Linked DNA regions of Mus musculus: regions 2 and 3 are each linked to region 1. A link is a contact called in ENCODE Hi-C or POLR2A ChIA-PET data. All regions are on one chromosome and are shown on one strand. Each heading gives the region's core, a stretch centred on a gene start or an enhancer-like site at or near the end of the contact. The rest is flanking DNA. Distances are from core to core; before and after follow the strand shown.

Region 1 (2,700 bases), core at 5-2,504:
GCTGAAGCCGGGCAGCCCGTTAGGCGCCGCGGCGTGGTGCTCCGGCAGCGAGCCGTCTGGGGAACCTGCGGGCGTGGAGGATGCGCTGCGCGGACTGGCCTGCAGCGCTCCCTCGGGGCTCAGCGTCTCCACCTTGGTGATGACCGGCAGCGCGGGGGACGCCGCCTCGCTCTTAACCACGACTTTCTTCTCGGCCTCCTTGGGCCCGTCAGCTACCGGGGTCCCTGTCGGAGCGCCCTTGGCCGTGGTCGAGGGCGGCTCCTTGAGGTGGGCCCGCTCCTCCTTGTCCTTGGGCACATCCTTCTTCTTGAAGCGCCGCCGCCGCCGCAGGAAGCTGCCATTCTCGAACATGTTGTAGGAGTCCGGGTCGAGCGTCCAGTAGCTGCCCTTGCCCGGCTTCTTGTCGTCGCGCGGCACTTTCACGAAGCACTCATTGAGTGACAGGTTGTGGCGGATGCTGTTCTGCCAGCCCTGCTTGTTCTCGCGGTAGAAGGGGAAACGGTCCATGATGAACTGGTAGATGCCGTTCAGAGTGATCTTCTTCTCTGGCGCGTTCTGGATCGCCATGGTGATGAGCGCTATATAGCTGTAGGGCGGCTTCACCAGGTCCTTGGGCGCCGCGGGCTGGTGGTGGTAGGGCGCGTAGGAGCGGCCCATGCCGGCGCCGTACTGCTCCGGGTGGCCGGAGTAGACGCCCATGGGGCTGGCCATGCCGCCGTAGCTGCCGGCCGCCCGGTAGTAGTTTTGCTCACTCAAATAGGGTACCACTCCCAGGGCGTTGGGGTCCGATACCGAGTAACGCGCCTGCATGCTGCGTCCCAGACGCCCGGTCGCCGCCTGCGCGCACCGACTGCGGCCCGCGGCGAGCGAGGCCCGGAGCAGGAGAGCAGGAAGGGACGGAGCGATGCAGGCAGCCCCGACTCGGGGCAGCCTCGCGGTCCACGCGCGGAAGACGCCGGCGCTCGGGTTCAGCCGACCGGGCGGATCGGCATCCTGAAGGGTGCACGGCAGGCGGCCCCGCTGGCCGCGCACTCTCGGCTTGGCGGGTGGCAGCCCTGAGCTGGCGGCACAGACGCCACGCGCGACCGTGGAGCGACACCAGCCCTTCCGAGTGCTAGAAAAGGAGACAGCGGCTCTCGGGGCCCCGCCAGGAGAACTGCAGCCCGCAGCGTCAGCGAGCTAGGGTCCGGAGAGGCTGCGCGGCCGAGCCCGGAAAAAGAAGCAAAGTCCCTTTTAGGGATTGGGAAAAGTTTCAAAAGTCTTCTGGCTCAAAGCGAGTTTTTACTTTCTTCAGGCCGCGCCCCCTCCAGGAAGTTTGCACCAATCATCTGGCAGCTGCGAGAAGGATGGCACCAATCAAAACGAGGAGCGCCTGAATCCGTCGGCTCTAAGACCCAGATGCTCTTAGCCAGATCTCCCCCCCCCCCAGCTCAAGTTAACTTGAGGACTTTTAAAAATGAGTTACATCTTATAAAATTTTATTTTATTATCACATTTTGTTTAACGAGACCACGTGTCCAGAGCAAAAATTAAAAACCCTGTTCCTTTGGAAAATAAAAAGAAGTTTAGTTTGAAATATAACATCGAATTGATGAAGTTGGGCAGAGATTTGCCCCCAAGACCTTGTAAGTAGGAAAGAGCCTGGAGATTTTTTTTTTATTATTATTAATGGATGAAGAGGCGAATAATTAGATTTCTTAATTATCGGGGCCTAGTTGTAATGGGTTCAGAGCAAACGGACTGAGCGTGTAGGGCCTGTTGAATGCAGTGATGGATAATTCACAGGACGCTTCCAGGTTGAGGAAGAGCCCACAAAGGAGGCCGGGTTGGAGAATTCGGTTCCTCTCCCCTTCACGACGGGGTCGGGCTGGGAGGGAAGGCTTAGTGGGAATGCCAAACTGGGAAGGTAACACCTAAGGAACCATTGGTCCTTCGTCTTCGCTGCTACTTAGGTGATCCATCTGAGTCCTCCAAACAATTTCGTGGGGTTCAGGGAAGCGCGTGAACCCAACTGTTGCTTTCCTGGTCTCCTCTCCCGCATAGACGAGGGCTAGCTTTCCCTGCCATCCATCCCGGCCTCTCCCTTCTCCCCACCTATGAAAGCGCTGTCTGGAGGTTAGGACAAGGCAGCCAGCCCCCGGGAGCTGGTGTCCCCGTTCGGCGTGGGGAGCTCCAAGCCTGCACTCCATCGCCGGCTTCGTCACTGGAAACGCAAAGGAGCGCGGCACTGTGTAGCCTCGGACCCGCTTCCCTAGCTGTTGCCGGGGCCCGGCGTGGGTCCCACTCCGCGGTCAGCATCTTTGGGATCCTGTAAATTGACTGTATTTCAGGCTGTTTGTTTTACTGAGTTTTGATAAGGTGAGCTGAGGACCAGGGGCTCCTTAGAGGGCCTGGTAACTGAAGGACTTTTTTTTTTTTTAATTTTATGCCAACCTTGACGCACAGCGACTCGGAGTTCCCCGACCTTCAAGCGTGCTCCTTCCCTCTAGGAATCCCGGGGACAGTTTGTTTATTTGTGGACTGGTATTTATTCCTTCAACATCTCCAGTCGTCATCGGATCCCTGCTCGGTCCGCTTCCTCAGAAGCACCGAGATGTCCCTACGGAATGGCTCTATGCCTCGCAGAACCTTCTGGAAGTTGTTGGTCCGGTTGGGTAGGGAAGAAGGCGACAGATAAAACATTTGTCTCAGTCTTTCTTC
Region 2 (2,702 bases), core at 44-2,543, 260 kb before region 1:
GCCCAGGCCACTGGGGCTGATGGTAGGGAGAACCTGCCTGGGTCATCTTTCTGCTCACAGGACAGAAAGTGCCTTGTGAGCGTTACAGGAAGAAAGAGCATGGCTATGTCTCAATAAAACTTTATTTATAAAATCAAGTGCTCTGCCAGGTTTATGCTAAATGCTGTGTGTGATTTGCTGGCATGGCTTGGAATATTTTCTAGACAGAGGACCCATGGTGCATAGAGCCCAGACATGGGGTTTTGGGCATCAGCACCTCCTCTTGCTGTATTCTTTTCATCTCGCCACATTTGGGGGTGTGGAGGCTAGCTCAGACTTCATTCCGGAATTTTTCCTCAAGAATCCTGACCACATTGGGCTGGAAAAATGACATGGATGAGACCCAAGTGGGACTGCTCAGGACAGAGCCCTGGGGCAAGCCTCTGTGACAAAAGTCTTTCCTGTCTGGGATCAGTCCTCGGGATCAGCCTCACTTCTTCCACATTTGTCAGCTTCTGTTGTTTTTGTTTATTTAGTTGTTTGTTTTTGCCCCAGGCATCTTAAGAAGGGTCCATTTTGGTTAAAGGTTCTTCCATACAATTGAAGTGTTAATTCTTGGGTTGGGGAAGATAGCTCACTTCACTTCACAAGCCTGGAGGACCCGAGTTCAGATCCCCAGGGCCCGTATACAAAGTCAAACGTGGTGGAGCTCACTCAGTTAGACCAGCTGGTCTAACACACAAACATGTGCATGCACACACACAAGTGTGGAATCTTTGTCTCTAAGTGGCTGGCTCTGAGGCCTCCCTGGATGAAGGATTGCAAGGATGATGATGGTGGTGGTGGTGGTGATGATTTTACACAGTGGGCTGTCATCTGCCCTTTCAAGGCTCTGGCTTGGTCCTGTCTGTCATCTACCTCCCCTAGATGTCCCAAATCCCACACCACCTCTCGGGCTTCCAAATCAGAGTCGCAAACCCTACATTTGAATTTAGTATTTGAAAATTTACCCCAATCTTTCTTTTTCTTCCACGAGAGTTGACTTTTGAAGACTTGGAAAGAAACACTTTTTTTTTTTTTTTTTTGAGGCGCAGCCTTAACAAAGACATACAATTAAAGCAGCTCTGACCTCGGCTGCAGCAGGTTTCCACCTGTTGGGAGCAGGAAATGTGCTTCTCAGCGGGAAAGCAGCTCCCTGCTCTGGTGGCCCGGAATCCCCAGCCCGCTGCATTCTTGGGGCTGCGCTGTTTGGCAGACCTCTTGCTGACGGTCAGCTGACAGATGGCGAGGCTGAGGCTGAGCAGCTGAGTGGAATGGAAGGGGAGCCAGCCCTGGGGCTGTGTCATCAGAGATAGCAAGTCCCTCTGCTCTGTGGAAAGTGCCCAGGACTCTGGAGGGCTCTCAGACATGGGTGCACAGGGGTGTCCCCTGTTTTTTTGTTTTTGTTTTTTAAAGATTTATTGGTGTGGGCATATGCCTGTATGCACACGCATGCCTGTGCCTGCTTGCACGTGTGTGTGAAAGCCATGTACAGTTGGATGACTGCAAGGTCCAGAAGCAAGCGTCAGACCTGGAGCTGCCGGTGATCGCGAGCCTCCGAGTGGGTGCTGAAAACATAACCCAGGTCCTCTGCAAGAGCAGCAAGTGCTCTTGAACACTGGGCTCACGGTGGGAGTTGAGAGCCTTCTTAGTCACTATATACTTCCGGCTCATCTGGTAAAAGGGATAACAGGGGAAGAGAAGCTGAGGGGAGATTGTCGGGGGGCAGAGCGCCCCCTGTGGAACAGTGGGGTATTGCATCCCTTAGGGAAGATGGGGCTTCCTGGTGGCCTTGTCTCCCTTTCCTTTCCTTTGGCTAACTAGGTTAGCCCGTGGTTTGCAACCTGGCTTCATATTTTACTGAGAGACATGGAGAAGCCACCAAAGGTGTCTCAGCTTCCTCAGCTGTGACTCCCTGGGAGATGAGATACCCCCAGCACCGTGCCTCCCCAGGTTGTCTGTCTCTGGGGCTTGGAGAGATGTCACGCCTAGGTGACAGTCCCAGCAGAAGCTCAGAAAGCAGCACCTTCGCAGGCTGGAGGTTATTTTTATTAGAAATGTTGTGGTTGTTACTGAGGGAAAGGAGGCAGGCACCCCACACCCTTCCCAGGGTGACGTCACTGTCTGAAAACAGCCATGGTGGACTCGGGGGTCAGCAGGGGTCACAGAGTAATCTCACTGGTCGCCCGGTGTCCCAGGCTGGCCCTGGTGCTGACTCAGGAGCTCCAGGCCCCATATTCCAGTGGAATTGCTGACTCCCTTGGCTGGAGAACAGGGATGCCACTGCCCTGCCTTTTGCTCCACTCATTTGTCAGTCATCAGTCTCAGAGACTGGGAGCATGGTCTGTCCCAGCCAACTAAAGCTCCCAGGCACGTGTGCCACCAACCTCTGTAGGGACCTGGGCTGTCCCTGGATCTCACTAAGCTTCAGTTTCCATACCTGTCAGAGAAGAATGTTGACCTGACTCTTAAAGTTAGAGCCATGAGGCACCTGATATTTTTATTGTTGTTGCTTGGTTCTGTTTTGTTTTGTTCTGTTTTGTTTTGTTTTGTTTTTTTCCCGACAGGGTTTCTCTGTGTAGCCCTGGCTGTCCTGGAACCCACTCTGAGGAGCAGCCTGGCCTTGAACTCACAGAGACCCACCTGCATCTGCCTCCTGAGTGCTGAGATTAATGACGTGTGAC
Region 3 (2,796 bases), core at 56-2,555, 460 kb before region 1:
CAGCCACATGCCCACAAAGAGCTTACCCTCCCCCGTGGGCATTAACACACGGGGACAAGAGGCAGCGTGTGCTCAGCTACACTTTTACACGATGTTAATATTATCAGGTAATTTAAGTCTTTTTTGTTTTGTTTTGTTTTGTTTTTTACATGAAATCTTGCCGCATAGCTCAGGTTGTCCTGAAAAGTCCCCACCCTCCTGACTCATCTCCCTAAGGTCTAGGATTACAGGCCACCAAGTGGAGCCTTTGCTTAATGCTATTGTTAATCAATCAACGAATGCATTAGGTAATATCTGTTTGCTTGTTGGGATAATTTACTGAGCGGACTGCTAGGAGGCACAGGGTCTCACGTAGCCCAGGCTGGCCGTAAAGTCACTAAGTAGCCAAGAGTGACCTTGTAATTCTGATCCTCCTGCCTTGATCCCCTAGCCCCAAGTTGGGATGAGAGACCGCCACGCAAACGGTTAATTTTAATAATAAAAAATAGGCGATATTGTTATATAGGGTCATTAAGGGCAGAGCTGCGGAGGATACCCCAGACTACTCTTTTCCTGAGAGGGAAGTTTCTAGACGCCTTGTGCTGCGCGGGGCAATGTGAGCTGGAGAGCAGGTTTGGGGACACCAGGAACTCCCACCTCACTGAGCACCAGACCTTTCCTTTTGCAACCAAGGTAATCTTGGCAAGTTAGTTTAGATGTAGTGTTGCTAGGCGACGGTAGCTTTGGTTTATGGTTTCCCTTGCCAGATTTTGTTCATGGCGAGGCCACCACCTGTGCAAAGGCCCTGGCAGCGAGCTTGCTGCTAAGGAGCCTCGTTAGCGCAGTAGGTAGCGCGTCAGTCTCATAATCTGAAGGTCGTGAGTTCGATCCTCACACGGGGCATCCTGCATTGTTTTCTTGCTTAAGGTAAAACCCCTTCGTTCTACCCTGTAAACGGGGTCAGAGGTGGGACTTGTGGGAGGGGTGTGGTCATGCTAGGAGCGGGGCTTTCCGGAGCTGAACCCGGCGACCCTCTTTTAGTGAGCAGCTGGGCGTCCTAAGTTTCTAGCCAAACGTTTTGGGGGCGGAGCCTGGAAATAGGGTGTGGCTCCATACAAGGGCGTGGACCTAACACGTAGGGCGGGGCCTACTGCTCAAGGGGCGGGGCGAAGCGTCTGGGTGGGGCTTGGAAGGGTGGGAGCGTCTAGGGGCGGGGCGAGTCTTCATGGGGGCGTGTGAGGGGTTGGGGTCGGAGGGCGTGGTCACGCTTGGGGTGGAGCTTGAGGAGCCTGCAAGCGGGACTACGGCTGCCTGGCCGCCTGCGCAGAGCGCTGTGCGTGCGCGTCCGCGTGCGCGCCTCCGCGGTGGTGACGGGCATGGCGGTGTGTGCTCGGCTCTGCGGCGTGGGCCCCGCGCGTGGGTGCCGCCGCCGCCAGCAGCGCCGCGGCCCGGCCGAGACTGCGGCGGCGGACAGTGAGGCGGACACGGACCCCGAGGAGGAGCGCATCGAGGCGGGGCCGGCGCGTTGCTCTCTGCTGGAGCTCCCGCCTGAGCTGCTCGTGGAGATCTTCGCGTCGCTGCCCGGCACCGACCTGCCCAGCCTGGCTCAGGTCTGCAGCAGGTTCCGCCGAATCTTGCACACGGACACCATCTGGAGACGGCGCTGCCGCGAGGGTGAGCGGGTGCATCCCCTAGTACGGACACTTGGCCGAGGCAGGAGCATGGTGTGGAGTTCCAAACCAGGCCTGCTGCAGAGTGAGAAAACCAGACAGCTAGCAGGCCAGGGCTGCAGAGTGAGATCCTGTTTTTAAAAATGTCAGACCCCGTCCCCCTAAACCAAACCTACAGCCCACCCTCCCGGTGCAGGAATAATGAGGACGCAAAGCGGCCACAGTCCCATTTGAAGGCCTTACGTCCGTGTACATACATCACGGTACTCAGCCTGAATGGCTTGTTGGTGTGTGTGTGTGTGTGTGTGTGTGTGTCCTGGAGGCTTGCTGTTCCGTGAAGGGAACATCAGGGATTCCACTGCCTGCATGTCACACAGGCTAGTGCTCTGACTGTGTGTGGGCTTCAGCCTTTTCTGTCTTCTGGCCACAGCACGCCGGAGACTGCTTTGTGCATTTTGTAGAAATGCAGGGGATTTACATCTATCTTGTGAAAACCTCTGGGGTGGTTCATCTTCGTGAGCCTGCACTTCTCCAAGTGGGATTGTGGGATGGCAGGCTGTGTGAGGAAGCGGTTTCCCCAGGTCCTCCCTGCTGCAGGGTTCTTGTGTAATTTCACGGTTGACATCAGGGTTCTGGCTTGTCTCCCCTTACCTTCGCACTGTGGGAAGTTGGGGTAATCTTACCCCACGTCTGAGTGGGATTGTGACTTGGGTAGGGGCTTTTATAATAAGTATGCAAAGCCTTCAGTCCTGAACATGACTGGTATGTCTGTTGGCCCAATGTAACGTCCTGTTTGTCTTTTGTCTTGTTTTCTTGTATAAGATCCTCAGTAGTAACCTTTAGTCGCACAGGATGGGTGATGTTTGTTTTCAGCTTCTGTCTGAGCACTGTTCTTTCTTTTTTACAAATTACTCTGTTACTCTGTTTATTGTTATTGTGTGTGTGTGTGAGAGAGAGAGAGAGAGAGAGAGAGAGAGAGAGAGGGGCATGCATGTCTTTGGAGGTTAGAGGACATCTGTTTCTTCTCTGGCAGTGGTCCTCAACCTTCCTATTGCCACAACCCTTTAATACACCTCATGCTGTGGTGACCCCCAGCCATACAGTTATTTTGTCGCTACTTCATAACTGTAATTTTGCTGCTGTTAAG

What was found. A loop is a pair of places that touch in the nucleus more often than their neighbours do. ChIA-PET counts read pairs that join two places held with the same protein, here RNA polymerase II (POLR2A).
Region 2: a map of mouse trophoblast stem cell shows a loop between it and region 1 (3-fold over the local background). The contact joins the enhancer-like site here to the promoter of Foxc2 in region 1. A Hi-C loop is called at or near these places in 1 of 37 maps with a recorded cell type or tissue (mouse trophoblast stem cell). POLR2A ChIA-PET finds 5 or more read pairs at or near these places in 1 of 5 experiments (embryonic stem cell).
Region 3: a loop to region 1 is called in a map of left cerebral cortex, with 4 times the contacts of the local background. The contact joins the promoter of Fbxo31 here to the promoter of Foxc2 in region 1. A Hi-C loop is called at or near these places in 2 of 37 maps with a recorded cell type or tissue (left cerebral cortex and v-Abl transformed pro-B cells). POLR2A ChIA-PET finds 5 or more read pairs at or near these places in 2 of 5 experiments (Patski and embryonic stem cell).

What each region holds. Positions count from the first base shown.
Region 1 is chr8:121,114,725-121,117,424 of GRCm38, reverse strand. Foxc2 (forkhead box C2) reads right to left here and starts at 1,254. Exons shown (of 1, transcript NM_013519.2): 1 at 1-1,254. The coding sequence starts at 810.
Region 2 is chr8:121,373,527-121,376,228 of GRCm38, reverse strand. No RefSeq gene overlaps it. Among named protein-coding and RNA genes, the nearest start is that of Gm26747, 44 kb to the left of the region's middle. Within about 2 kb of position 1,293, at least 1 of the 3 ENCODE cell types and tissues checked has a DNase peak (open chromatin) inside an H3K27ac peak, as active enhancers do.
Region 3 is chr8:121,577,315-121,580,110 of GRCm38, reverse strand. It overlaps Fbxo31 (F-box protein 31), which reads left to right and starts at 1,305. Exons shown (of 9, transcript NM_133765.4): 1 at 1,305-1,653. The coding sequence starts at 1,356. It overlaps n-TMcat17 (a tRNA gene), which reads left to right and starts at 810; the gene lies at 810-882.